Regions from separate parts of the Mus musculus genome. Here region 2 is linked to region 1. A link is a loop called in an ENCODE intact Hi-C map of the cell type or tissue named here. Cell type or tissue: heart. All regions are shown on one strand. Links, peaks and the distances in the headings refer to the core of each region. The heading gives the core; the rest is flanking DNA.

The links. Hi-C counts contacts between places; a loop is a spot of excess contacts. Peaks named below come from ENCODE experiments on the same cell type or tissue, not always from the same donor. Only the 100,000 strongest peaks of a DNase experiment are listed, where the experiment ranks them.
Region 2: it touches region 1 in a loop (5-fold over the local background); 1 of 42 quality-filtered maps calls a loop at or near these places.

What each region holds. Positions count from the first base shown.
Region 1 is chr13:100,852,583-100,867,521 of GRCm38, forward strand. Gm41040 (a long non-coding RNA gene) reads right to left here and starts at 11,269. Exons shown (of 2, transcript XR_873869.1): 1 at 11,231-11,269; 2 at 10,820-10,970. In heart, for the core only: no CTCF peak of the experiment used is centred there; a DNase peak (open chromatin) is centred at 6,729.
Region 2 is chr13:100,783,164-100,798,102 of GRCm38, forward strand. It overlaps Ccnb1 (cyclin B1), which reads right to left and starts at 3,323. Exons shown (of 9, transcript NM_172301.3): 1 at 3,219-3,323; 2 at 2,570-2,740; 3 at 2,294-2,455; 4 at 302-484. The coding sequence starts at 3,239. In heart, for the core only: no CTCF peak of the experiment used is centred there; no DNase peak of the experiment used is centred there.

The DNA of each region.
Region 1 (14,939 bases), core at 4,411-8,410:
GTGCTTGTTAACCACCTTAAATGTTGTCTTCTTGGAGAAAGAGGGAGAGGTTGAGTCTAAGAGGGTGATACACGAATGAAAGCAGACGGAGACAGGCATGGAGTCCAGAATTCAGGAGGCTGAGGCAGGAGGATTTTAAGTATCAGGTCAGCCTGGGCTACATTTGGAGAGCTTGCCTTGGAAGAACCCAACCAACCAACCAACCAGCCAGCCAGCCAGCCAGTCAGCCAAGGGAACAAACAAGGATTAGCATAGTGGGAAGTACGAGTTTAGATCAAGTCAGCACAGAGGACATAAAACAAACAAACAAACAAACAAACGTCAAATGAAACAATCAGTGTGAATCAGTTACTAGAGGGCCATGCTTGTAACTGACCAAAATGGAAAAAAATGGCTTCCCTGTTGCAACTTTGGTCTCAGGAAGAACACAGTTTTTCCTGTGTTGGATCGGGAGGTTAGGATGCTCTTTCCTTTCAGCTTACTAGTATTGCTAGTCAACTAGTCTGATCCAAGACCAAAAAACAGTTGTTCTTTCCCGCCCCCTTCCCCGTGTACTGTTGGCATGTAACAGAAAACAAACCCATAAAAGCAGCTAGTGGGTTTAAAGAAAATCCAGAGGGGCAAGCTATTCCAGAAATGAGTGGATGTGGCTTCAGTATTATCTATTTTAAAAGATTGATTTATTCATATACAGTGTTCTGTCTGCATGTATGCCTGCAGGCCAGAAGAGGGCACCAGATCACATTCTAGATGGCTATGAACCACCATGTGGTTGCTGGGAATTGAACTCAGGATCTCTGGAAGAGCATCGGTGCTTTTAACCTCTAAGGCATCTCTCTAGCCTGGCTTAAATCATTTTTATTGTTTGAAACTTTCATACATGCATACGTGTTTTGTTCAAATCTATCCCCTAGTAGTTGATATTTTATAGGTTCCTAATATTAGGAAGTTTTCCTGGATTTGAGACTTGAATGCAGGACCCTGGCTTTCATAATCTATGTAGTTGATGGTGACATCCCTTGGAGGACAGCCTGTATTCTCCATGGATTTTGTGGATCTCAGGTGGGGGGTGGGGCAGAGGGGCAAGGAGTGTGGGAGAAATGAAAAAGCCAAGCTTATAGTTGGAGGAGAGATAAACTTGGTCCAGAAGAACTAGATATGAAATCATGAGCCGTGGTTCTCAACCCCTCAGGGGTCACACATCAGATATCTGTATCCCAGATATTTACAGTTTGACTAATAACAGTTATGAATTGGCAACAAAAGAATCTTATGGTTGGAGGTCACCACAACATGAGGAACTGTATTAAAAGGTCACAGCGTTTGAAAGGTTGAGAACCACTGCTCCAAAGAATGAAGCATACGTCTCTATTAGCTGCGGGAAAGGTAGCCAAACCCAGTTTTATTTGAGACTTGTAGGGGAATAAAAGTTTGTTTTGTTTTTCTTTATTAATAATAATTCACAATTAAGCAGGATTCCTGGTATGTAAATGGGTCACAGCTTTGCCATTCTACTTATCTTGTGGTCCAAGACTGACCAAACACCCTGAAGTGAAGTGCTATGTATTTCTTATGAGTAAGGCAGAAGACCAGAGCTGAGACGCACGATAAGGAGCCAAGTGACTCATGTCAGTAGGACTATGATATCCCGGTGTATGGAGCCTATGGATTTATGCTTCTGGTTAAAAAAAATTAGGCATATTCTTGTTCTGTAGGGCTGGACACATTCAGTGAAATCTAGAAAGTGGGAACAGTTTACAGACTCATTTTATATGACAGTGCCACCTATGGTCCACTCCTGGGAATTACACTCAGAATTAACTTACGGTCCTTTGGACACAGGATGTAAGTATAAAAAAAAAAAATCTAGAACCACAGGATTTCAGAGGAGCTGGGACTGGTCAGCAGAGTCAATTTTTTCTCTAATTCTTCAGTCACTTTTTTTGCCTTGTAGTTGAGCCAAGGGCCTCAAATCTTGAGTTAAAGTCCTAGTTCTCTTCCCACTGTGTGTGTGTGTGTGTTTGGTGTGTGTATGTGTGTGTTCACAAGAATATGTGTGCCTGTGTGTCTGTGTGTGAAGTCCAGAGGGATATCAGGTCCCTCAGGTGCCATCCACTTGTTTTGAGAAAATGTCTCTCACCTGTCTGGAACTCATTAAGGTTAGTCTGGCTGGCAAGCGAGCCCAGAGCTCTGCCTGTCTTCAGCTCCCCAGTGTTGAGGTAACAGGCATGCTTAGCATTTCTCATGTGGGCTCTGGGAATTAGCCTCTTGTCCTCACGCTCGGTAGTCAGGCACTATACTGACTAAGCTATCTCCTCAGCTTACCTTTTCATTTTCAATTTTTACTTGAGACAGGGTCTTACTAAGTACATGAGCTTGCTCTATAATTCAAACAGGTTTTGAACTTGAAACTGCCTGCATTCGCCTTTCAGGAAGCTGGGATTGCAGGTGTACATGACCACATCCAGCTCCCAAGTCACTTTTATTACACACTTTTTTTTTTTTTTTTTTTTTTTTTTTTTTTTTTCCATTTTTTATTAGGTATTTCGCTCATTTACATTTGCAATGCTATACCAAAAGTCCCCCATAGCCACCCACCCCCTCTCCCCTACCCACCCACTCCCCTTTTATGGCCCTGGCGTTCCCCTGTACTGGGGCATATAAAGTTTGCGTGTCCAATGGGCCTCTCTTTCCAGTGATGGCCGACTAGGCCATCTTTTGATGCATATGCAGCTAGAGTCAAGAGCTCCGGGGTACTGGTTAGTTCATAATGTTGTTCCACCTATAGTGTTGCAGATCCCTTTAGCTTCTTTGGTACTTTCTCTAGCTCCTTCATTGGAGGCCATGTGATCCATCCAATAGCCGACTGTGAGCATCCACTTCTATGCTTGCTAGGCCCAGGCATACTCTGACAAGAGACAGCTATATCAGGGTCCTTTCAGCATAATCTTGCTAGTGTATGCAATGGTGTCAGCATTTGGAAGCTGATTATGGGATGGATCCCCGGATATGGTAGTGTCTACATGGTCCATCCTTTTATCTCAGCTCCAAACTTTGTCTCTGTAACTCCTTCCAAGGGTGTTTTGCTCCCACTTCTAAGGAGGGACATAGTGTTCACACTTCAGTCTTCATTTTTCTTGAGTTTCATGTGTTTAGGAAATTGTATCTTATATCTTGGGTATCTTAGGTTTTGGGCTAATATCCACTTATCAGTGAGTACATATTGTGTGAGTTCCTTTGTGAATGTGTTACCTCACTCAGGATGATGCCCTCCAGGTCCATCCATTTGGCCAGGAATTTCATAAATTCATTCTTTTTAATAGCTGAGTAGTACTCCATTGTGTAGATGTACCACATCTTCTGTATCCATTCCTCTGTTGAGGGGCATCTGGGTTCCTTCCAGCTTCTGGCTATTATAAATAAGGCTGCTATGAACATAGTGGAGCATGTGTCCTTCTTACCAGTTGGGGCATCTTCTGGATATATGCCCAGGAGAGGTATTGCTGGATCCTCCGGTAGTACTATATCCAGTTTTCTGAGGAACAGCCAGACTGATCTCCAGAGTGGTTGTACAAGCCTGCAATCCCACCAACAATGGAGGAGTGTTCCTCTTTCTCCACATCCACGCCAGCATCTGCTGTCACCTGAATTTTTGATCTTAGCCATTCTGACTGGTGTGAGGTGGAATCTCAGGGTTGTTTTGATTTGCATTTCCCTGATGATTAAGGATGTTGAGCATTTTTTCAGGTGCTTCTCTGCCATTCGGTATTCCTCAGGTGAGAATTCTTTGTTCAGTTCTGAGCCCCATTTTTTAATGGGGTTATTTGATTTTCTGAAGTCCACCTTCTTGAGTTCTTTATATATGTTGGATATTAGTCCCCTATCTGATTTAGGATAGGTAAAGATCCTTTCCCAATCTGTTGGTGGTCTTTTTGTCCTATTGACGGTGTCTTTTGCCTTGCAGAAACTTTGGAGTTTCATTAGGTCCCATTTGTCAATTCTCGATCTTACAGAGCAAGCCATTGCTGTTCTGTTCAGGAATCTTTCCCCTGTACCCATATCTTCAAGGCTTTTCCCCACTTTCTCCTCTATAAGTTTCAGTGTCTCTGGTTTTATGTGAAGTTCCTTGATCCACTTAGATTTGACCTTAGTACAAGGAGATAAGTATGGATCGATTCGCATTCTTCTACATGATAACAACCAGTTGTGCCAGCACCAATTGTTGAAAATGCTGTCTTTCTTCCACTGGATTTATTACACACTTGATTAATAGTTGCCTAATTCTGTTTGAACCTTGGGTGAACAGAAAGAACCCTACTCAGCAGAAATTTCTCTTGCTCCAGAGTCTATTCCAAGATTCTCAATGGATTCCTGAAAGGGCAGATATCACCAGGCCATATATATGTGTGTATAATATATATGTATGTACACTCATGTATACACACACATATATATACACACACACATATATGTATTTATTTTATTCACACAAATTTAACCCTCTTTTGTCTTCTTTGTTTGTTTGTGGTATTTGTATTGTGTCTTAGTTAGGGTTTCATTGCTGTCAAGAGACATCATGACCCAGTCAACTCTTAGTTTCAGAGGTTCGGTTTTTTTTACTATCATGGCAGGAAGCATGGCAGCATGCAGGCAGACATGGTGCTGGAAGAGCTGAGAGTTCTCCATCTTGATCTGAGGGCAGGCAGAAGGAGATTGTCTTCTGCAGGCAGCCAGGAGGAGAGTCTGATTCCACACTGGGTGGAGCTTAGACATAGACCCCCATGCCCATCTTCACAGTGACACACTTCCTCCACAGGCCACACCTCCTAATAATCCCATTCCCTGTGGGCCAAGCATTCCAACTCATGAGTCTATGGGGTCCAACCCTATTCAGGCCACCACAGCACGCGCATATGCATGGGTGTGTACCTGCATGTGCAGAGACCAGAGGTCTGTGTCAGGCATTTTCCTCTATCACTCTCTGTTTTTGAGTTTTTGAGACAGAGTCACTCATTGAGCCTGGAGCTCACATTTTCAGTTTGACTGGTGGCCAGTAGTCCCAGGCATCAACCTGTTCCCACGTCCCCGTGCTGGGGTGGCAGGCACCAGCTGTTGTGTCTAGCTTCTACATGAGTGTGAGTTCTGAACTCAGGTTCTCATGTTTGTGCAAGCAATCAGTTTATACACTGAGCCGTTTCCTTAGTGCCACTTTTTTTTTAAAAGTCTTAACCAAGCATTTTTATCACACACCAGGTCTGTAACTTTTGCTGTTTGACTTGTGACAGCAAAAATAAAATACAATTCATGTCCACAATTTCACAGAAAAAAAATATTCACTTCTACCAAAATCCAACTTTCCATCTTATGTCGAGAACTTCTGTCTTTTCACCTGCGGGAGCAGTAGGAGATTTCCCCTCTAGCTTCTGAAGGGTCAGTGTAAGCAACTGACAGAGACAAAAATTGTGAGAGAAATTACATAGACTTGGCCCATGAGTAGAGGCAGACACACAGTGCTGTTACCTGTGGCCTGAAATGATTCAGAATGGGGAGCACAGGTATTTTGATAAGTGATGTCATTTTGAGGGGGTCACTCTGGATTTGGAGACCGTACTGTGGCCTGGTTAGTCTATGTCGCTTGCAGAACTGACAACAGTATGGATGTGATTCTCTTTTGAGTACTGAACGGGAATAAAAGCGAAGATGATATTGTCAGGCAAGTGTCCAGGTGTGTTGGAAACACTTCACTCTTCCCTCCTACGTATGAATGACAGTTGATGTAGCAGTGCGTTTAAGCCACACTGCTTTGGTTCCCAGTAGGTTGGGCTCCCAGCCACCCACCCACAGGATCTCTTTGGAGTCTCGAATGAAAGACACACCCACACATGTCAGTTAATTTATGATATGCCATGGCTAGCTCAAAGGGTGGGCACTCCTGAACCTTCCCCTGCTAGCAAACGCTCCCCTTCGGCACTCCTGAGATTCCTAAACCTTCCTCTGCTACCCAGGGCCCAATGGGGAAGTGGCCAGTGACCCCTCACCTGAATTCTTACGTGCGTGGCTGGTTGGCTTTCTCTCCTGCAGCTCTTATGTTCCACCCTTCTCCTCCAAGTCATTGTGATTCTCCCTCTCTTTCCTTTCTCCTGTTCCTAGTCCACACAAATCCAAAGGTCCCACCTCAGTCTACCTGCCTAGTCATTGGCCGTTGGCTCTCTATTGATCGATCAAAAGCCAATTGGGGACAAGAACCTTCAGCAGTTGGACACGCAGATTCCCGCTTTAGAGGGCCGGATTAACTCAAAGCATTAGGATCAATCCTCAACACGTTGATCTGAGACCTAGCTGGATATTGAGTGACTAGGGGTGGCAGGTGACTAGGTAGTATGGCTACCAGGGATAAGTTGCTTCTTGGACAGTCTAGAGCAGGATAGGGCATGCTAGTGAAAACAGCGTGCAATTAAAAACGTATACGTTCTTTATCCCTAGAGTATGTCATTTTCATATTGTTGGACCATGATTAGTGGCAGGGAACCGAGACTTCTAAAGGCAAAACCATGGGCAAGGCAGGACGATCATACTGCTACACGACGTCCACCTACACTGCAGTTCTCTCTGCTTCAGTTCTCTCTTCTGCAGTACTCAGGAAGAACCTAGTCTAGGTCCTACCAGGGGTGCTGCTGAGTGCTGACCAAGCATATCCACTGTTCACGCTGCCTCAGCATTTCTTCTGCAGTGTGTGGGGAGAACCCACTGGGATCCCCGGGCATGAGTTAGCCTATCATTCCACTTCCTGTTTTTAGGCTTTGTTTCTGGAGACGGGCTTTGTCAACTTAGTTATTAGGTATTTTCTGGGTTTCAGAGTTGCTCACGTCTCTTCTTCTTCTGCTTGCTTCTTCTTTAGTACTCTTTATTCTTATAAATTTATATACTTTTTTTTCCTCTAAGAAAATTCATCTGTTGTACAGATGGTAGATTTTGGCAAGAGGGAAAAAAAAAATAAAAGCAAGAATTTAACCCCACTGAGTTCAATTGGAGGCTTGATCATTTCTTCTTAATAACTATGCTTTTATGTGTGAAAACGTTTAAATGTTATGCTTTCATGTTAATTTCAATGCAAAGTTTTGTGAAGTTTGGCTTGATGTTGGGGTCCCTGGATCTTCAATCTCCCACCCATATCTTGGCTCCCGTCCTTAGCCGTCAAAAAGTGCATAAATAAGCCAGCTGTATACTCAGCTGTTACTCAGTGAACGGCTCAAAGCTGAAGACAGAGTCCTGCACTACTAATGCTCTGGGCTTGTGCTCACTCGTAACTAGCGTCAATCTTTGTGATCAGCTGGGCCCCTTTTCTCTCTCTTGGATGAGCATGTCTATCAAATGCTGAGTTTAAATGCTTACGTCGAGGGTGGATGGCTTTTTCTGACTTGGTAGTTTGGCTGGCTAAGGAAGGAAAAGTGATATAGGGCTAGAGAGATGGTCTAATGGTTGAGAATGCTGACTGCTCTTCCAGAGAACCTGGATTCAATCCCCTGGACCTACGTGGTGGCTCACAACTATCTGTTACTATAGTTCCAGGGGATCTGATGCCCTCTTCTGGCCTCTGTGGATACCAAGCACACATGTGGTACACAGGCATACATACATGCAGGCAGGCAGAACATCCACACACATGAAACAAAATTTAAAGAAGGAGTGTGCTGTCAGTTCTTCCAATCGTGATATGCCTTATCTGTGATTCTAAACTCCCTTTGTTCTTTCTGTGTTTGAGGTGATTTGTGGATAGCCTGTCTGAAGATTGCATTGCTATTCTTTTCCCTAGTTTCTAGGAGATTTATTTTATTTTGAGATTGTGTTTCATGTAGCCCAGGCTGGTTTTGAATTCCCGATCCTCCTGCATCTCCCTCCCGGTGCTGTATCCCAGGTGTGTCCTGTTACCCTCAGCTGTCTTGAGGTTCTTTTGGGATAACAAGCAGCACTGGGTGGCTTCTGTTTGTAACTGGAACACCACTTGCCACAACCAGGAGCTTTCCATGGATACGAGTCCTGCTGCTTTTTGTTTCTCCCCCAGTTTGAACTTTGAGGTCTTCTGTCTGATGGCTTGTGCAGCAATGTGCTCTCCAGTGGTCTTCCTCCCTGGCACAGCTGCAAGCTAAGGCTAGGTGAGGCTTGATGGCCTATGTACCCAAGCTGTCATCAACCTACCCCTTTCTGCTTTACCTTTCTCAAACGGTCCTTTAAGACATGCTTATCATTTAGAAGGTTTTAGCAGACCACCTAGGTTTACAAGGAATTGTGTGTTTATTCAGGAGTCCAGATGTTTATTAAATGTTTGTTTGTTTTTTCTGGACTGGAGGATTGTAGTGTAGGTTTTGTAAGGTTTGGAGTGGAGCTCTTGTGTAGTAGCAGCCAATTAATCCCTACTCAAATGCGCAGAGGTGGCGGCGCATTACTCACTACCTGCCCTAATTAATGTTCTGGGTTCCGGGATGAAAGACACAGACAGACAGACAGACACACACACCCTTATATTTTAATATGCCTTAAACAGCTCAGTGGCTGTATCACTTCCAAATCTTCACATGGCCGATGTACTTTCTGATAATCCTGACTCATCACTTACTAAAACCTCTACTCCATCTTTGCTTCCCCAATCCAGACCTGCATACTCCTGGGCCACGCTCCCCGACTCCTCCGTGATGGCTATGCTCTCTGCTCTGCACCTCTCAGGCTGATCTTTACTCTTTTCCCGGCATGGCATGGCGGCTCTCTCTTTCCTTCTGCCTCTGTCCCTTGCCGGGGAATCCTAAAAGTCCTGCCTCTGTCTCTCTGCCCAGTCATTGACCACAGGCAACTTTATTTACCAATCAAAACCAACTAGGGGCAAGACCCCCAGCGTCTTACATGAGGACACAGGTGGATTCTCGTGCAGTTTTGGGAACTCAATTACCCTACTACAAGCATTAGACCAAACCCCAACACTCTTGATTTAGCGAAGCATAGATTAAAATTTACATGCAGAAACTGGGTGTGGTTGAAGCACACCTTTAATTCCGGCACTCCAGAGGCAGAGGCAGTCGGATTTCGGGGTTCGAGGCCAGCCTGTTTTTATAGAGTCAGTTCAGGACAGCCAGGGCTACACAGAGAAACCCTGTCTCGGAAAAATAAAAAAGAAACAAAACAAAACAAGCAATCAAGCAAGCAAACAAACAAAAAAAACTTACATGAAGGAAGAAAGAAAAATATCTGCTTAGTGCTTCATAGCTTCATGAAATGACCTGCTTAGACTGAACACGGATAGGATCTGATGTTACTTCTTTAGGCTAGGGATGGTTTTAGTCGTGAGCTTGCCGCAGGCTGCTGTTTCCCCCAGCAGTCCTTGCTGACGGACTGCCCACATCTCCCAGCAGGCATTGCTCTTGTCTCGGCTGCTTGCCTAATCTACCCTGTCTGTGTCTTTGGTCCACAAAGAGCCCTCTTGACCCGTTGTGGGTAATGACAGACACACTGCCACAATTTCTTTTTACCGCTCACGCCCTTTAAATAGAGCCTCTTCAAAATTTCCCATCTTGCATGTTTCGTTTGTCTTGTCCCTTGAAGGTGGGAGGGGGATGTTGACCGATATAAAAGTTTAAAATTCTGAAGGAAAAGGTTCTGCTGTCTTAAATTTGAATGAATTATATGACGAAAGATCTTGGACACTCCAGGAACTGAGTAGGCTTTTTGTACAAAGTATAGAAAACGGATCAAAGATAAAAGATATTTAATACTTTTTATCCATGTAAAATGTCCTCAGCACCTCACACACGCTTAGCAAGAGCTTCTCCCTGGAGCTAGGTGTCCTCAGGCCATAACTACATTTGCTAGGTCAGAAATCAAGTGAAACCCTCTTTTTCTCCCAAGAATTCCTCTATCACCCAATGCTATACTTAAAAGAGCTCTACTGATATCTAAAAGTTGGTGCTCAGTTAGGGCTTCTATTGCTATGATAAACACATGACCAAAGCAACTTTGGGTGAAAGGATTTGTTACAAATTATAGCTCTCAGGTCAGATTCCATCCCTGCAGGATGACAGAACAGGAACTCAAGGCCGGAACCTGGAGGCAGGAACTGAAGCAGAGGCCCTTGAGGGATGCTGCTTATTGGCTTTCTCCAACCGCTTGCTTATACAACTCAAGGACCACCTGCCTAGGGGATGCACCCCCTCAACCCTCACACATCAGCCATTAATCAGGACAATACTCCACAGACTTGCCTATAGGCCAGACCTACAGAGGCACTTTCTCAATTAAGATTCCCTCTTCCAAAACGACTCTAGCTTATGTCAAGCTTGGAAAACAGAAACAAAAACAAATAAAAGAAAAAACAAAACACAGTTGGAAAAATTCTGCTTATGCGTCTCTCCTTTTTTGGATACAGTTTTCCATTTGTGTGTGTGTGTGTGTGTGTGTGTGTGTGTGTGTGTATGTGTAGGCCAGGGAGTTGGTTTTCTTCTTCATGTGAATGTTGGGGATCGAACTCATGTTGTCCATCTCGGTGACAAGTCTTGCTGAGCTGTTTCTTCATCCCTCTGCGGACCTGTCTCAAACAACTGACTAGTTCCCAGAATAAATAATGAACTCCTACAAATCAATATGAAAGCAGCGGGGGAGGGAGAGACAGGCGAAGGTATAGATGGCCGAGCTGTGGATGGAAAGTGTCTATGAGAAGATGCTCAACCTGGGAATGTGGAAAAGTGAACTCAATAAGATAGAGCATCACAGTCACGGAAGCGGCAGAAGGTCTCGGAATGGTCGGGTGGGTGGGTGAAAGGTGAACTGGCGCAGCCACTCTGGAAAGCAATTTAATAATATTTTGTAAAACTGAAAGTAAGCACAACGTAGAATCCAACAGTTCTCTTTCTAGGCCTCCACTGGCTGAGGAAGGCTGGTTTATGTATGCTCACAGGGAAACACAAAGACGGGTGTTGTAGTAGTATCTGTGAAGGAGAAAAATTAGAAACAAGCTAATTATCCATCAAAGGGAGAATGTCTAAATAATTGTGTGTATATGACAGAATGATGTGGAGTGAACAATATATCAATAAAATGTCAATTAGCAAACAACCAGTGTTGTTAAACAGCAACCCGTAGAAAGATGTGGATAGTTTTAGCCCCCTGTCTTAGTCAGGGTTTCTATTCCTGCACAATCATCATGACCAAGAAACAAGTTGGGGAGGAAAGGGTTTATTCGGCTTACACTTCCATACTGCTGTTCATCACCAAAGGAAGTCAGGACTGGAACTCAAGCAGGTCAGGGAGCAGGAGCTGATGCAGAGGCCATGGAGGGATGTTCTTTACTGGCTTGCTTCTGCTGGCTTGCTCAGCCTGCTCTCTTATAGAACCAAGACTACCAGCCCAGAGATGGTTCCACCCACAAGGGGCCTTTCCTCCTTGATCACTAATTGAGAAAATGCCTTATCTCATGGAGGCATTTCCTCAACTGAAGCTCCTTTCTCTGTGATAACTTCAGCTGTGTCAAGTTGACACAAAACCAGCCAGTACACCCCCCGCCCCCCAACTTCCCTCTCTGCATGTGAGTATGTGTGTGAGCACATGTGTAAGCACACATATGCATGTGCAGCAATGTGAAGATGTGAGCCAGAAGACAACCTTGGTTATTATTCCACCTTCTATTTTAAATTATTTAAAAGGATTTATTAATTTTTACTTTATGTGTCTGTGTGTGTGTTTGCACATATGTCTGTATACCACATGTGTGCCTGATGCCTAAGGAGTTCAGCAGAGGGTGTTGGATCCCTGTATCCGGAGTTACAGATGGTTGGGAGCTGCTAGGTGGGTGCTGGGAACCAAGCCTGGGTTCTCTGTAAGAGCTCTTATTTGCTGAGCCTTCTCTTCAGCTCCAGAATATTTTCAGATTTATTATTATTATTATTATTATAGATAAGGTCTTACTATGTGTTCTTGGCCTGGAACTCTATATGTAGACTAGGCTGACCTCAAACCCACAGAGAGCTGTCTGCCTCTGCCCATAGAGGGCTTGGGAGCGCCACCATGCTCGGCCAATACTAGCTCTTCTAACAGTGGGTAAAAAAGACACCAAGAGGGCTGGTGAGATGGCTCAGTGGGTAAGAGCACCTGACTGCTCTTCCGAAGGTCCAGAGTTCAAATCCCAGCAACCACATGGTGGCTCACAACCATCCGTAACGAGATCTGACTCCCTCTTCTGGAGTGTCTGAAGACAGCTACAATGTACTTCCATATAATAAATAAATAAATCTTTAAAAAAAAAAAAGACACCAAGAATCTGTATCGCTTACAGATGTGCATTTGCTGTTTACAGATGTCTACAGCCTTTCAGAATTCAGACTGAAAGACTGGGCCTAGCAAATGACAGAATCTGGCTGAGGTTTGAGGTGAATGAAAGGATAAAGGGCCGCGCTGTTGGGTCTCCCCACATTTTTGGGTGCTGGTCCTTCTGCGTTTAACCAGTCTCCTTCCACAACAAAGCTTGCCTGTTCTTCTCTGGCACTAAATCTCCCATCAGGAACTTTGTCCTCATTGGGCAGCCCCCAGTATTGGGTGGAGAGCCAAGTCTTTTCCCATTGAATCCTCTTCTTTTCTCTTTTCCCTCTCATTCTTGTTTGCACTTACCACTACTACCCATATTGTTTCTAAACCTTTATGTCTTGCATCTTATATTTAATAGCTTTTAAAAGTATTTATTTTATTTTATAGACACACACACACACACACACACACAAACTTGTGTGTGTGTGCCTGCATGGTTGTATGGGCAATGCATGCATGGTTGGTGCAGGAGGAGGTGAGAGAAGGCATCGGATTACCGGCAAGTGGAGTTATAGGTGATTTTAAGTTGGAATGGGGGGAGCTGAGAACTGAACCAAGCTCTTCGGCAAGAGTAGCAAGTGCTCTAACCTTTGAGCCATCTCTCCAGCTCTGTATTTAATAAGTTTTCATCTCCCACTAACCAGAAAAGACCTAAATTTTTCATTTCCCTTTTTCAAACATATATGTGTGTGTGTGTGTGTGTGTGTGTGTGTGTGTGTGTGTGTGTATGTGTGTGTGTGTGAGAGAGAGAGAGAGGGCAGGGAGTGTGAGGGGGACAGAGTTCAGGCACATGTGTGCCAGGCATATGTGTGCATATGTGGATGTCAGAGAACAACTTTTGGGAGTAAGTTATGTGAGCACTTGTCATCCATGTTGGACAGGGCCTTTCTGGTTTCTGCTGCTGTTCTCCATATTCCATGCTAGCTGGTCTATGAGCTTTCAGGCAACTCTCCTATGTTTCCCTTCTATCTCTCTGGAGTGGTGAGATTACAGATGTGAGCAACCATATCTTGTTTTGACCTGAGTTATCAGGCAAGGGCCTTTAGTCTGCTCAGCCACCTTCCTGGCCTCCCCTGCCCAAAGTAACACATCTTTAATTTACACTTGAGAGAGTGCTGAATCTCAACTACTAGACCAGCAGGGAAGAGGTTTTAGCTTACATGTGACATCTCCTTTCTTCTCATGCTGACTAAGGGCATCTCAGTCCTTGTCCCTTTCTTTTCCTGTGAGTTTTGGGAAGATGTCTGCTACAGTCTGCATTGCCAAAGAGAGTTGTGGATTGCTAAAATTTCAGAATTAATTGGCTGCCCCGAGGGGAGGAAAGTGGTTTATTCAAGAGTAAAACATCCTTTTAGTCAGAGACAAAAATGTTTTCCAGTGTCTAGGAAGGTATTACCCATAAGCCCACTGATGTGAGGAAAGGGGAATATCTCCCACCAGCCAGGACAGCGCTGAGGGACATGGCCCTTTTCCTGTCAGCGCATGGTCATTCAGCTGGCCCTTCTCATGATGCATGCCAGCTTTTGCAATCTCATAACCCAGCGCGTACGGTACTTCCTGTGTAACCCTTTCATGCTTTTGTTTAATAGCAACCACTTCCTGTTCTTAATTCTCAGACTAGAAAGGCACCAAAGGACCCATTCTGCTCATCGCTGATGTCATCACCACAGAGCTCCTGAAGCACTCCACATGATGCCTCTTGTCAGAGAAACACCATAGGCTGGGGACTGTCCCCTCTCTCCTAATTACTCCCTTGTGTTGTAAACTGTAAACAGCCTGTTTGACTCTCCCACTGTATCCTTCTTTGTGGGTGATATTTTTTCTGGCCCCCAACCCCTCACCCCTAACAGGGTATGTTCAGTGGTAGCCATCAAAAAAACCCCAAGAAACCCAAAAAACAAAAGTTCCATGTCTGCTGACTGCAAGCTACTTTGTTGTGATAAGGGAAAATGACATCCCTACAGCCAAGTTCATGATTCTGGATTCAGAACCATGCATCTTAGAGCTGCATCAAAGGTCCCTTTGCCCAACTTTCTGATTCTGAAGAACAGAGAGCCCTAGAGACATTAAGAGATTTTTTTTCCCCTCATAGCCACAGTATTATTTTAAAGCTTATCGCTCACGAGTGCCACTGTCTTAACTTTACACAAGAGGAGGCACGGGATCAAAGATGAAGTAGATGGTCCAGGGTAGCACAGAGAGCTGGGACCAGAGCTTAGGTACGGAGCTGGCTCTGCTACTTTCCAGTTTGGTGCTTCTTATGGATACCACGCGGCTTCTGGGGATGGTGAGGAATTCAGAAGTAGCTTGTCTATTCTCTAGCTCTCCATTTTATTTTCTTGTCTATCTGTGGAGACTTAAAAGCCTATTGCCAGCACATACACGCGTTTACAAAGTTAAATTGTATTTGCTGTTTGCGAAAACATGTAGTATAATACTAAAAATGCACAAAGAGGCATTCTCATTGGGAATAAACGTCTCCTCCATCCTCCTGTCCCTCCTCAACTTTCTATTCATTTTTCTGTCTGTCTGTCTGCCTGTCTCTCTGTTACCCACCCCCTGACCTCACCCTGAGTGTCTTGTATGCCCTCTGGGTA
Region 2 (14,939 bases), core at 5,814-9,813, 68 kb before region 1:
ATGACTTTATTTTTTAGTGTTTCAAAACAATAGTGTTTCTGATTCTAACAAATAGAGTGCTATTTGTTGTTTAAAAAAAATGTCGTGTGCTGTTGATAAAAATCTTTGATAGTTGAGTTGGTGTCACATCACTTTAATCCCAGCATTCTGTGAGTTCCAGGCTAACTGATCTATGTATATATATATGAAAAACACAAAAAAATAAACCAAGTGTATATTGCACCACCTTTAAGTCCAGGACCAGGAATATTGATCCAGGAAGCTGCAGTGAGAGAAGGCAGACTGCAATGACAATACTGACCTCCAGTTGTCGGAGATAAGCATAGATATCTTTCACATATTCACTACAGAGGTTTGGGTCAGCCCCATCATCTGCGTCTACGTCACTCACTGCAAGGATTACATCAGAGAAAGCCTGACACAGATACTCTTCTGCAGGCGCACATCCAGATGTTTCCATCGGGCTTGGAGAGGGATTATCAACCTTAAAAAAGAGAGGCTCCGTGAAACAGGCTACATTAAGGGAAGGAAAGCCAGTATCTGTATCCGCAATTCAGTACAGCATGCTCAATAAATGTAACTCATTTCACTAATAAAGGGAAAGCATTTCAGACTCTTTCCCCCAATTTCTTCTTGGGAAATGATTAACACTAGGCTGGAGTGATAGTTATAGCTGTAAAGGAACATCTGCTGCTTTTGCCAAGGGCTGGAATCCAGTTTCTCTTCAGGAACCAGGACTCAACCTTAGCTCCAGGCTATCTGACGTCCTCTTCCAGCCTCCTTGGGCCCTGCGCTCATGTGCAAACCCACATCCCACTCATGAAAAACAAATCGTACACATAAACAGCAAAAACTAACAAACAGAGCCAGGCATGGTGATCCAGGCCTTTAATCCCAGCCCCTGGGAGGCAGATCTCTGTGAGATGAAGCCAGCCTGGTCTCCATAGCAAACTACAAGGCAGCAAGATCTGGTCTCATAAAAAAAGAAACTCCGATTTAGATTAAGGCAGTTTAAAAGTAGGAAAAACTAGGCTGGCAAGCCTGGTAAGGGTGCCTGTTGCCAAGCCTAACAACTGAGTTCAATCCCTAGAACCCGCAAGGTGGAAGAACTGACTCAAAAGTTGTCTTCCAACCTCTCTAACTGTGTCCTCACACACAAAATACAAAAGAGAAGATGGGAGCTGGAGAGACGGCTCAGCAATTAAAGAGCCCTCGATCTCCAGGAGGGACAGAATTCAGATCCTAGCGACCACACTGGGTGGCTCACAAACGCCTGCAACGCCGGCTCCAGCTCCAAAGAACTCTGTCTCTTCAGGCCTAACATACACACAATTGGGCACAGACACACAAAAAAGTACTCTCAATACTAGTAGGTAAAGCAAGTCAAAGGAACAGATAATAAAGTCATTTATCCATCAGCTCAGCCCCACGTGAACTTGATTCAAAAGAATGCTAAGCCAGCAATCTTTATTCAGGTGTATCCAAGCCCCTGATTACAGAGAGCCCAGGCTAGCCTTAAACTTGCAATCTTCCTGCCTTAGCAGAAGTGCTCAAATCACAAACATGCACCAATCATCACACCTAGTAGTAAAATCTGGTGCCTTCGACGTGTATGCTTTTTTTGTTGTTGCATTTTTCTCTTTTGCATTTTAATACTCAAGGACTGAACCCAGGGCCTCCTAATATGCTGAACACAATCTAACAGGCTACAAACTCAGGCAAACTTCATTTTTAGGCTTAAATGCTAACCCATCATTCCATCATTATCATCTTTTTTTGTTTTCAAATACGGAGTTTCACTATATGTAGCTCTGGCTAGACTGGACCTTGTTACAGAGACTCAGAGCCCCACCTGCCTCTGGCCAGACAGAATACTGGGATTCTACCAAGCACCTTATTTTATTAATTAATCTCATTTCTCTGCCTGAAATCTTTTTAAAAATAGTTTTTGAATATACCATCCCAGCATTGGAGGTGGAAATCTCAAGTTCAAGGACAGCATGAGCTACAGAGACACAGAAAAGAAAATGATTTATGCCCACATCCGTGTCCCAGGCCAGCCAGGAGTACATAGTGAGTGAGACTCTGGTGTCTACATAAAACAAAAAGCCCCACCATATTTATCTGCCACCATTTGACGCAGGGTGCTAATACTCACCCCAGAGTCGTTAATGCATGTAAAATGTTTTTGCTAGCCACTCAATAATAAGTAATATATTTAAATGCTGTCATGTGCATCAACGTGAAATGAAGTCAGAGAGAAGAAACAAACTTTTAAAAAATGCAAGTTTACCAAAATAGGTTCAGGAGAAAGCTTCTCTTCTCTAACATGTTCAAGTTCAGGTTCAGGCTCAGGCTCAGCAAGTTCCACCTCTGGTTCACACACAGGCACCTTCTCTACAGGTTTTGGTAGGGCTTTAACAGTACCTTTTCCAGTACCTAGCGTTTTTGCTTCCTGTGGATGAAAGGGAGAGAACAGAATGTTTTCCCAAGGGTGACAGCTAGAAGATGGGCCTTTTCAGGTTAATTGGGCTAGGGAGATCGGTACCCTTTTCAGGGCGATAGTTACCCTTTTCAGAGGCACTCTTGCCTGTAGCTCTTCGCTGACTTTATTACCAATGTCTCCAAGAGCAGTTCTCGGTCTCAGCCCGGGCTTGGAAGCAGCAGTAACTGTCACAGGCACACGCTTGGCGCCTGCCATACTGACCTTGGCCTTATTTTCTGCGTTAATTTTCGTGTTCTGAAAGAAGTAAAAGAACAACTTGAAAAGGGTCCACGGCAGCAAGCAGGCAGCCCCGAGGAAGTCACGGGTTAATTAAGGCGGGACCTAACTAAGGAAAGCAAGGGTGGTAGGATCTAGCCTCCAGCCGTGACAAGCAAGTTTCCACCCAAATCTTTCACCTTTAATCCAGTTTCCCCTTAAGTCCTAAGCCACCCTAAACATGGTGAATTTACATCGGAAAGGATGCCATAAAAGCCTCCGTCGTAGACAGCTCTCCGGGAAGGCGAAGAATTCACCCTGGGCCTTCACCATTAAGAGCACAGCACCCACTCCCCACAAGTCCTGCAGCCCAGATAGGTCCAGAGGTCTTTTTCACCCTCCATAAGGTGGGTCCTCAGCTCCCCGGCCTCGCCGGAGCCCTCCCGGATCCCCCTCCCGCTCCGGGATCCCGCGGTCTTCTCCCGCCGCGATCACCGCAGCGCCTGGCCCGACTCACCCTAGTGACCCTGAGCGCCATGGCTCCTCCAAAATCAGAGGTTCCCCGATTCGAGAAGACACCCTAACCTCTGGCTATCCACAGCTAAACACTAACAGCCGTTCCTCCGCAGCACGCCGGGAGGAGTCTGCCGGGCTTAGGTTTAAACCCCGGGCCGCTCGCTCCTCATTGGCCAGTTCGTGGCACTCGCTCTCTTCCCATTGGCGCCGCGGGTTCCCGTAGAATGCGTTTCCTGGGCGATCCCGCGATCCCAAGTTCGGCGGGGGTGGGGCGGGGGCGGGGCCAGAGCGAGGCTGCCGCTGGCAGCACCGCCCACCCCTCGCGAGGTCAGGCTCTATGCCTGCGCACAAGTCGCATTGCTGCCACCTGCCTTAGGTAGGCATGGCGTGCAGTGCTCACTTGTGTGCTGTCCAAGCTAGCCCAGGCGACTCCGTTGGACTTTAGGAAAATGACTGTGGGGAGTACGCATATCAGTTTTGCTGTTGTCCTATTTATTGTTTCTCATCCTCTTCTATAGAAGTGCCAATACTATCTTAAGAGTTCCCGAAAGCTTTGTTGCAGAGACGGTCTTTAATATGACTGTTCCAACAGCTATCTGGGATGGATTTTGAGGTTGATAGCATGAAGTTTTAGCACACATACACATAGTAAATGTTTTTTGTTTTGTTTTTGCTTTTTGTTTTTTCGAGACAGGGTTTCTCTGTATAGGCCTGGCTGTCCTGAAACTCACTCTGTATACCAGGCTGGCCTCGAACTCAGAAATCCACCTGCCTCTGCCTCCCAAGTGCTGGGATTAAAGGCGTGTGCCACCACCGCCCAGCTGTAAATGGTTATTATAAGCAAATAGATTAACATACCAAGCTCCCCAATAGCGACTGCCCCAGTGATAAAAGAAAATGTGCCTTATGCTTAATTTTGCTCTAAGTTTAAGATTACTCCAAAAATATAGTTTTGTAAAATCTTATTTAACAAAGATCTCTATTGCAACTCTCTATCTTTCTATGTCAAACTCCTTATTAAGGCTTATTAACTTCAGTGAAATTTTCCACATTAATTTTCAGTAACACTAACGCGGATTTATTTATTGACCAGGATCTCTTGTAGCACAGGTTGTTGGCATTCCTTCTATGCTCCGCCCAACAGTTACCTAGCAACAGCCAGGTAGGCCTGGCTTGCTATAAAAAGGACTGTTTGGCCTCTCCCTCTCTCTCTGACTCTGCCCTCTTTTCTCTCTCTGTCCCTTTTCTCCCTCTCTCCCTTCTCCCTCTCTTCACAGGTTCCTGGCCAGCTTCTTTTCTTCTTTTTCTCCTTCTCCCTCCCCCCATCTTTTCTCCTCTCTCTCTTTCTCTCTCCCACCCCCCCTTCTCGTCCCTTCTCTTTCTCTGTCTCTATTCACTTCTCACCTTCCTTTCCCATGCCCCCAAGTAAGCTGTTCTATGGTAGACCCGTCATATGGCTGGTACCTGGGGTGAGGAGTGGAAGCCTCAGTACGGGCCCACTGAGGGCACCCCCTCCCACCACACCATCCTGTGCTCTCTAAAACATATTCTTGGTTTTATAAAATGCATCACAGGTTGTTGAACTTCATGTGTAACTGAGAGTGACCTTAAATCTCCTGCTCTCCCTCCCCTGCCTCCTCATTGTTGAGGTTACATATACATCTTTTTTTTTTTTTTTTTTTTTTTTTGGTTTTTCGAGACAGGGTTTCTCTGTGTAGCCCTGGCTGTCCTGGAACTCGCTCTGTAGACCAGGCTGGCCTCGAACTCAGAAATCCGCCTGCCTCTGCCTCCCGAGTGCTGGGATTAAAGGCGTGCGCCACCACGCCCGGCTCTTACATATACATCTTTACACGGGATTTATGTCACACCGGAGACTGAACCCGGGATTTCAAGCATAGTGGACAAGCACTACCAATGGAGCTGTATCCCTAGCCCTGTAGTAATCATTGCTTTACAAATTAAGATATGTAGTAAGCAAATACTATATCCCAGGATTCCCTGCTCATCCCCCGACCCTGTGTGTATGTAAGTCTGGCTTGTTTTATTTGAGACAAGGTCTTATCACACTCGCTTGAAGCAGTGTGCTTCAGGTTTCCCAGCTTTTGAAAGCTTGTCACCTGAGCTGGGGTGGGCCTTGCTGATGCAGTTGTCTTTGAGTCATTTCTGCTCCTGTGAGTAACTACAATAAAACTCAATGGTTCATTTCACCAAGTTGGATTTTGGTGGTATCCATACTTTTTGGTCTGTCTTGAACTCCCTATCTGGGGTGAGCAGATGTGTGTTTTGTCACACAACAGGTGTGGTGCAAAATGACACTCATGAACTCACTGCAGCTATCAGGACCTATACAAAACCAGCATCAGATTGGGCCTACCAGCATTTCATCACGGGCTCCTGTAACCCGATCATCCCTCAAGGGACCTCTGAGGGTCTGAGATAGGATGAATAACTAAAGGTCAGCAGGAGTAATATACTGAGATAAGCTAAAAGTGTCCTCTGCACATAGCAAGGTCAAGGGCTCTTATAAGGCCTTTTCTCAAAGAAAAAAAAAATAAAAGAGAAGAAAATGAAAGAAAAGATCCAGGGACCGTTGAGGTAGACTATGGACCTACACATTGTAAGGGTCCATGATTCGCCAAAGAATTATACCCTGGACTCAAATAGTACATAAACAATGAAAGGAGTGTTTTATTCTGCACGAGTCCAGCATGCTGGGGTCTCCCATTACCAAGCTAGAGAGACAACCAAGTGAGTTTGCAGACCTGATTTAAAGCACATTAGAGGATTCTAGGGTAAGCGACCTTTATGTTAATCTGTTGGGTTTGGCTTACTGGGCTGTGGAGGCTGGAACTTGTTGGGGGAAGTCTGGAAACTGTTGCCGATCCAATCCGTTGTCCTTGCCTCAGGTCAGGTAGGTGGCAGGGCAACTTCTGAGGCCTGGGCTTGTCTGGAATTGCTCAGTTCTTGGAAACAGAGATTTAGGCCTAGTCTCCTTTAACTGCCAATTTGAAGCCTGTCATGGAATCAGGCTAGCCTTCTTAACAGTAAGTTCATTTGAAACAAAAATCCCACTTGAGTTTACTGTTTGTTTTAGTTTTTATTCTTTTTTTGTTGTTGTTTTTCGAGACAGGGTTTCTCCGTGTAACCCTGGCTGTCCTGGAACTCACTCTGTAGACCAGGCTGGCCTCAAACTCAGAAATCCACCTGCCTCTGCCTCCCAAGTGCTGGGATTAAAGGCGTGCGCCACCACCGCCCGGCCCCCATCCCTCTTCTGTTGAGACAATTCTTCCTCCCACCGAGTCTTGCTCCTACTTTCCTGTCTGTCTGAGTTGAATCAGGGTAGATTGCGTAGTATGGGTAGCGTGTTATTTACCAAAGCATCAGCAACTTTTCAGTGACTGCACTGCTAAAACAGCAACAAAACCCAACCACTACCACCACCACCACCACCACCAACACTACCACCACCACCACCAACACTACCACCACCACCACCACCACCAACACCACCACCACCACCACCACTACCACCACCACCACCAACACTACCACCACCACCACCACCACCACCACCACTACCACCACCACCACTACCACCACCACCAACACTACCACCACTACCAACACTACCACCACCACCAACACTACCACCACCACCACCAACAACAAAACCAACTCCCTCTCTCCTTGCAGCCATTAAATGCCAATGGTCTCCCTGGGTACCTGTGTGGGGTCCTTCGGTTGCAGTGGATCAAACTAAGGTTGTTATGCTTGGCGCTAGGTTCCTTTTCCCACTGAGCCAACTAGCTGACTGCCCCTTTCTTTTTAAACAGCTCTGGCTGTTCCTGGAGCTTGTTGTGTAGACTATGCTGTAAGCGTACTGCAATCCTCCTCCTGCCTCTGCCTCCTGAGTGCTAGGATTAGTATACATGGCTCCGTGCATAACATTTTCCACGTCCATGCAGCAAACACGAGTTCTTGTCATTTCACACCCTTGTCATCTGCTGTTAAAGTTTTCACTTTTCGTGTCTGTGCTGTAGTACTTTGACTTTGCTTTCCTCGGTTTCATTTTCTTTTGTTTGGTGCTGGGAGTTGGGTTTCAGATCAGAGACAAGTGGTTAAGGTGCATATTTAACCTATCAAAGAAAGGCATCAAAGCAGACCTGGCCTTTAGGTTCTCCCAGTATCCTTCCGTCCCTACTTGTTACAAGGCATGGCTGCCATACCCCAACCTCTGCCTGAATTTAGGTTCTTCTCTATTAATCCAGACATTTTCATTCTCTCTCTCTCTCTCTCTCCTCTGTCTCTGTCTGTCTCTCTGTCTTCTCCCTGTTTCTCCCCAACCCACCTCTCTCCTCCCTCTTCCCTTCCCCCTCTCTCTACCTCTCTTCCCTACACCTACCCTTCCCCTCCCTCCCCCTCTCTCCCTTCCCTCCCTCTCTCTCCCTGCCTGCCTGTACTACACTCACACACACACACACACACACACACACACACACACACACACACACTGTTCCTTGGGACTGGTGAATCCACCAGAGAGGTGACCCCAAATAAACCTGGCCTTTTTTTTTTTTTTAACTCTTAATTTGGCTAGAATTGGCTTTTATTTCGTTGGCAGAAAACACTTATTACTGGGATGGACTCCAGCCAGTTTAACCTTTCAAGAAGGGATTAAAAAAAAAAGGTTTTGTTTGTTCTTTGTCAGCTTCATACAGGAATAAAGCACACTGATGATTGTACCCTCTCATCCTCTTTGCTCTCCTTCCCACCTTAACCACCTCCCTCCTCCAGCAAAGTCTTTACATCCTTGACGTTGTTTATCGTGGTTGTCAATTTCTTTGCTTTGTCTTTAAAGTCCTACTGAGTTTAAACCAGGTGTGGTGGTGCACACCTTTAATCCCAGTACTGGGGAGGCAGGGATGGCATATCTCTAAGAATTTGAAGGCAGATTGGAATTTCAAATCAGCTAGGTCTATGTAGTCAGATCCTATCTTTGAAAGAAAGAAAGAAAGAAAGAAAGAAAGAAAGAAAGAAAGAAAGAAAGGAAAAAAGAAAAGTGGCGCACGCCTTTAATCCCAGCACTTGGGAGGCAGAGGCAGGCGTATTTCTGAGTTCAAGGCCAGCCTGGTCTACAAAGTGAGTTCCAGGACAGGCAGGGCTACACAGAGAAACCCTGTCTCAAAAAACCAAAAAAAAAAAAAAAAAAAAAAAGAAGGCTAGGGTCTTATATGGCCCTCCCTCATCAATGACTGACAGTTTGATAGGCTTCTTACAAGCAGCTACAGCTATGTGAGGTCACGATTGCATCTCTCTGCCCTACCCAGAAGACAGTGCTTCACAGCCCTTCTCATCCTTAAGCAGCTCGCATTTTACTGTGCAGCTCTTTAATGGTATTAATACCTATTAAGCATTTTAAAATATGCTCACTCACCACCTATGTATTTTTGAAAATGGCTTATATCTGTTCAATAGTTTGCTCTAGCTTTTGGAGACAGGGCCTCACTGTGTAGCTGTGGCTGGTCTATAACTTTCTTTGTAGACCAGGCTGACCTTGAATTCAACAGAGAAGGTTTCCAGCCTCTGAGACTTACTGCTGAGTAAACTCACACTTTCTGGTTCTTACCGAACTCGGGCTGGTTCAACACAGCTGTTCTGGCTCAAACTCCTCTCCAAAACTGACTGATTCAATCTGCCTTCTGCTTCGGCCTCTGAATTGCTCTGCCTAGCTTCAAACTAACTCTTAGCAATTTACTCTGATCTTCTGGATCATTCTCGTTCTCTGGCTCGTCCATCATACCCTCACCTGTGTAAGCTTGTTTTCTCTTCAATCTGTCTCTGTAAAACATTCCTGGTAAAACCGCCTCCTCTCCCTCTTCGCTGCTCCTCATGTAGATTTCCTTTCCTCTCTCTTCTCCTGAGAGTTGGGCACATCCTATTCTGTCAAATCTTTCTCTGATTCATCACTTTGTCTGCCACTCAATTAGACATCACTTTCAAACACAAGTGCTTCCTTCTACCAACTACATTTACCTTCAGTGTTTGGGATTAAAGGTGTGTACTAACTACTGTGCATGGATGTATTTCATCCAAAGGGATTAAAGGTGTGTACTAAGGGCTGAGCCATACTACAACTAGAAAAGTTTTTTTTTCCCCTAAGTAAATAATACAATCTTGGGGTTCACAGTGTGATAAATCCTGCAATACCCTCTTGGTCTCTGTTTCTCCAAGAAACAGTAAATCTTTTGTAAGATGGTGCTTCCAGTGAGTTATGAGCCTTAGTTATGCTGCTGCCATAACAGACTGCTCTCTGTTTCTGTCACCAGGCATTTATTTGTTTGTTTGCTTATTTGCTTCAGACAGGCTCTCCAAGTGTCCCTGGCTGTCCTGTAACTATGTAGACCAGGCGGCTCGCATCAAATTTGCAGAGATCCTCCTGCCTCTGCCTCCTGAGTGTTAGCTTTAATGGTGATTGCCACCATACTTGACTTGTCAACTGACTTTTTGAAAGCTTCTTTGGTTAGGCCAGTGAGATGGCTGGTGGGGGAGGGGTGTAAAGAAGCTTGCTGCTATGCCAGCCAATCTGAATCTATACGGCAGAAAAGAACCACCCCCTGTCAGCTGTGGAATACAGAGTATAAGGCATCTGTGAGTCCACGGATGGTGGTTTTGGCAGAAGCATTACGTACAGGGAAGGCAAATCCACAACCAGAATAAGGATCTATTCCAGTAAGGACAAAGCAGTGTCGTTTTCATGGGGGACATGGTCCAGGTGACAGGCTGGTCACTCTGGGGGAGTGGTGGACTATCTGGGGCTCTGTGTTGGTCTCTGCTGTTGGCCGATCTGACACTCAGCAGCAGCTGTAGCCAGGTCAGCCTCAGTGAGTGGAAGTCCATGTTGTCAAGTTCTAACCCCTATCTCTGCCACTATGGCCACTGTGTTCATGTCCCCACTGGGCGATGGCAGGGATGGCTGGGGAAAAGAGGCTGGCTGTCCACTTAACTCATCTTCAGCTGAAGCCACCGTTTTTTGTTTGTTTGTTTTTTTAAGATTTATTTATTTTATGTGAGTACACTGTCTCTGTCTTCAGACACACCAGGAGAGGGCATCGGATCCCATTACACATGGTTGTGAGCCACCTTGTGGTTGCTGGGAAATGAACTCAGGACCTATGGAAGATCAAGTAGCCAGTGCTCTTAATAGCTGAGCCATCTCTCCAGTCCCTGCAACCACCTTTTGATAAGCATTTACATGAGACACAAATATCTTCACATCCTTTGTCCATTTGAAGAGATCTATTCACATACTTCTTCCCCAGATGTCTTTTCCACAAATTTTCTAATCATGCTCTTTCCAAGTCTCTGACCATCTAGCCAATGCATTGGCTACAGCCCATGCACCAGTGAACAATTTACACATCAGGCCATTTCTTCTCCCAAACAAAATGTATGACCATGTGCACTGCCTGAAGTTCTGGCCATTGTGAAGATTTCTCTTCCCCACCATCTTTCAGTATTGTCCTGGAAAGGAGTTATAATTCTGCAGCTGTCCACTGTGGGTGGTGCCAGAATAACATGCAGACTCATCAGTAAACCAGGCCCTAGACTTATCTTCCCTGGTCAACAGATCATAGGGAACATCTCGTGATGCTAGAGGTGCAGCCTTGGCAGCAGACAGCAATGTAAAGGGAGTAGAAACCATAGACATTTGAGCAACTTCTTCATGTAATTTGCTTGTGCCTTCAGGACCTGCTCAGGCCCAATCATGTATATACCACTTCCATTTGATAATAAATTGCTACTGTGCACATCCTACTTTATGACTTGGTGGGTCAAATAACACCCAACTCATGATAGGCAGCTCAGGTCACATGGTAATTTAGTGGCCCACTGTCAAATGTTCAATTTCCACTAAGGCCCAACAGCAGGCAAGAGCTGTCTTTCACTAGGAGAATAGTTGTCTGCGGGTGGTAGGCCCTTGCTCCAAAGTTCCAAAGGCTCTTCCTTGAATCACTTATTGGGGCCTGCCAAAGTCTCCAATCTGCCACTGCTACCTCAAGTACCGTCAGGTCTGTTGGATCATGTGGACCAAAAAGTAGAATAGCCTGCACAGCTGCCTGGACCTGGAGAAGAGCCTTCTCCTGTTACAGGCCCCACAAAAAGCTTGCAGCTTTCCAAGTCACCTGGTGTATGAACTGGTGAGGAATGTGCAGTCCCCAGAATCCACACAGGCTCATTAAATGTCATGTTTCTTCCTTGGTGGTGGGAGGGGCCAGGACAATAGCTTAACTTACTCTTTACTTTTGAAGGCCATTCCCACACGTCCCACATCACTGAACTTGTAAGAACTTCACTGAGGTAGAAGGCCCTTGAATTTTGGTTGGATCTATTTCCCATTCTCTGATGTGGGTTACCAAGTATTCCAAAGCAGCGTCTACCTCCTGCTCATTTGGTCCAATTAGCATGATGCCATAAATATAGTGCACCAGTGTGATATTTTGTGGAAAAGACAGATGATCAAGATTCCTCCTGACTGGGTTGGAGAGATGGCTTGGTGGTGAAGAGCACTGACTGCTCTTCTGAAGGTCCTGAGTTCAAATCCCAGCAACCACATGGTGGCTCACAACTATCCATAACAAGATCTGACTCCCTCTTCTGGGGGGAGGGGTGGGTCTGAAGATAGCTACAGTGTACTTACATATAATAAATATGAAAAAATCTTAAAAAAAAAGATTCCTTCTAAGTTATGACACAGGACTGGAAAGTTAGTTTGTTATTGAAGTAAAACTGTAAAGGTATACTGCTGGCTTTGCCACTGAAAGCAAATTGTGTCTCGTGGGCCTTATGAACAGGTACTAAGAAAAAAGACATTTATTACTGTACTGGCTGGTTTTGTGTGTCAACTTGACACAGCTGGAGTTATCACAGAGAAAGGAGCTTCTGTTGAGGAAATGCCTCCATGAGATTCAACTGTAAGGCATTTTCTCAATTAGTGATCAAGGGGGAAGGGCCCATTGTGGGTGATGCTATTCCTGGGCTGGTAGTCCTGGGTTCTGTAAGAAAGCAAGATGAGCAAGCCAGGGGAAGCAAGCCAGTAAGGAACACCCCTCATGGCCTCTGCATCACTCCTGCTTCCTGACCTGCTTGAGTTCCAGTTCTGACTTCCTTTGGTGATGAACAGTAATGTGGAAAGTGTAAGCTGAATAAAACATTTCCTCCCCAACTTGCTTCTTCGTCATGATGCTTTGTGCAGGAATAGAAACCCTGACTAAGACAGTTACATCGATAGTTGCATACCATGTATCAGGAAATGCATTAATCTGAGCAAGGACAGATACCACATCTGGTAGAGTATCTGCAATTAGAGTTACTACCTGATTTAGTTTTTGATAGTCAACAGTCATTCTCCACAATCTATCTGCCTTCTGCACTGGACAGACTGGAAAGTTAAAGGGACCCGTGTATCTTCCTCCTTCTTCTTCCTCCTTCCTCTTCTTCCTCCTTCCTCTTTCTCCTCCTTCTCCTTCTTCCTCCTCCTCCTCCTCCTTCCTCCTCCTCCTCCTTCCTCCTTCCTCTTCCTCCTTCTTCCTCCTCCTTCTCCTTCTTCTTCTTCCTCCTTCTTCTTCTTTGTAAACCAGGCTGGTCTCGAACTCAGAAATCTGCCTGCCTCTGCCTCCCAAGTGCTGGCTTTCGAGTTCTTGATGGTGGCACTAATTTCTGCAATTCCTCCGGGAATATAATACTGTGTTTTGTTTTACAATACTGTTATTTATTCATTTATTTATTTTATTAGGTATTTATTTCATTTACATTTCCAATGTTATCCCAAAAGCCCCCCACCCTCCCCCACCCTACAATACTGTTTTTTTTTAAAGATTTATTTATTTATTTATTTTATGTAAGTACACTGTAGCTGTCTTCAGACGCATCAGAAGAGGGCATCAGATCTCATTACAGGTGGTTGTGAGCCACCATGTGGTTGCTGGGATTTGAACTTCGGACCTTCGGAAGAGCAGTCGGGTGCTCTTACCCACTGAGCCATCTCACCAGCCCCTACAATACTGTTTTTGATCCACTATTTTCCTTGGCAGAGGTAACTCTAAAGGCTTCCATTTAGCCTTTCTAACCATAATAGCAAGTTGGGGAGGAAAGGGTTTATTTACACTTTCCCATCTTAGTCCAGCCCCGAAGGAAGTCAGAACAGAAATGCAGTGATTCAAGCAGGAGCTGATACCAAGGCTATGGAGGAGTGCTGCTTACTGGCTTGCTCCTCGTGGCTTGATTAGCCTACTTTTATATAGAAATCTGGAGCTGGGGCTGGTGAGATGGCTCAGAAACAGGAGCGGTGGGTTTACAACATCTCTGCTGTTCTTTGGGGATGACTTCCCCTTTTTTTCCTCAGGTGGCTCATCTGTGACTTTCCTAATCCCTTCCCTCTTCCCTCCGTAAGGTTTTACACTCTGGGATTCCTTATACATTGCTCTTAATCGGGTCTTTAGGAGTCTGGCTTAAGCTCTTGATTGAGTACAGACCCAGTGGTGGAGTCCCCAAGGAGAACTGTGAATGCAAACCTGGACACAGGGTCCAAGGTTGAACTATGCTTGACACACCACTAGTGCTTAGGAGTGTCAAGTTCTTGGGCCTTGCTAAGTTGCTCTTAGGCCTACAGGTTGCTGGCTTCTGCTACTTCTAGCATAGCAGAACAGGATGGGGTTCTAGGCATCCATAGAAACACTTAGATTCCTGTCTTCCAAGTACAGCGCCTGTCACACAGTCCGAGACAGTGAGTTTGATGTCTCATGCCACCTCTAGAATGCACTAAACACCTTTTTTTTTTCTGAGGGTGGCCAAGCCAATTATCATCAGCCAAGATATAGCCATTCTCACTCAGGCCTGTGTGTTCTCTGATGCCTTCCCATGCCGTCCAGGCAGAGATCGAAAGGTTCATCTGGACCTTGACTAGGCTCTAAGCCTTGGGCCCAAACGTTGACTCTTGGTCTGCTGTTAAAGAGATCTCCAATGCCCTTTGGAATCGTGTGATTCCCTGGGAGGTGGACAAAGTCGCACAAGACAGGCTTTCAGACTAGAAAGCATCAGGCTAGAAAAGGAGGCTCTCTCTCACTGAGCCCAGTTAACATTTTAATAAAGCGATGGTCCTTTTTGAAACCATCATGCTTTTGAGGATGTGCATGGCTTTGGACTGACCTGCTGGGTTACAGGTATTAAATAACAGAAACATGTTCGGAAAAGGTGGGCTTTGGAGGGATACTGACTCTTACAGCAATGCACTGGCAGCAGCCAGAAATCTCAGCAGGTTTACTATACACATTGGGATAAGCAGGCAGGTTAGCTAAGTTTGTTAGGGGTCTCTGTAGGCGAAGAAGTCTCAGGCTTCAGTCATTCTGAAGGGGATAGCAGGCGATACTTTCTATACATACCGACAAAACTGTTGGCCCAGACCAGGGGAGGGCTTTGCCATTTCAGAGTCCCATCCAAGGAAGAGTAGGGCTGCCAGTGAGTCCTAGGATAAGGGAATCCCCGGGTACCTATCTACATTTTCAGGGTTACCTCCTTACAGAATCAGGAGACCAAGTCTTTCTTAAATTCTCTCACAGGCCAAAATAACACTGGATGCTGTCTGGACCAGACCTTCCTTGTCAAATCCTGCTTGATCAAGATGCATGCTGTCACCACAAGTCCCTGTCCAGAGTTGGAGCTCTCC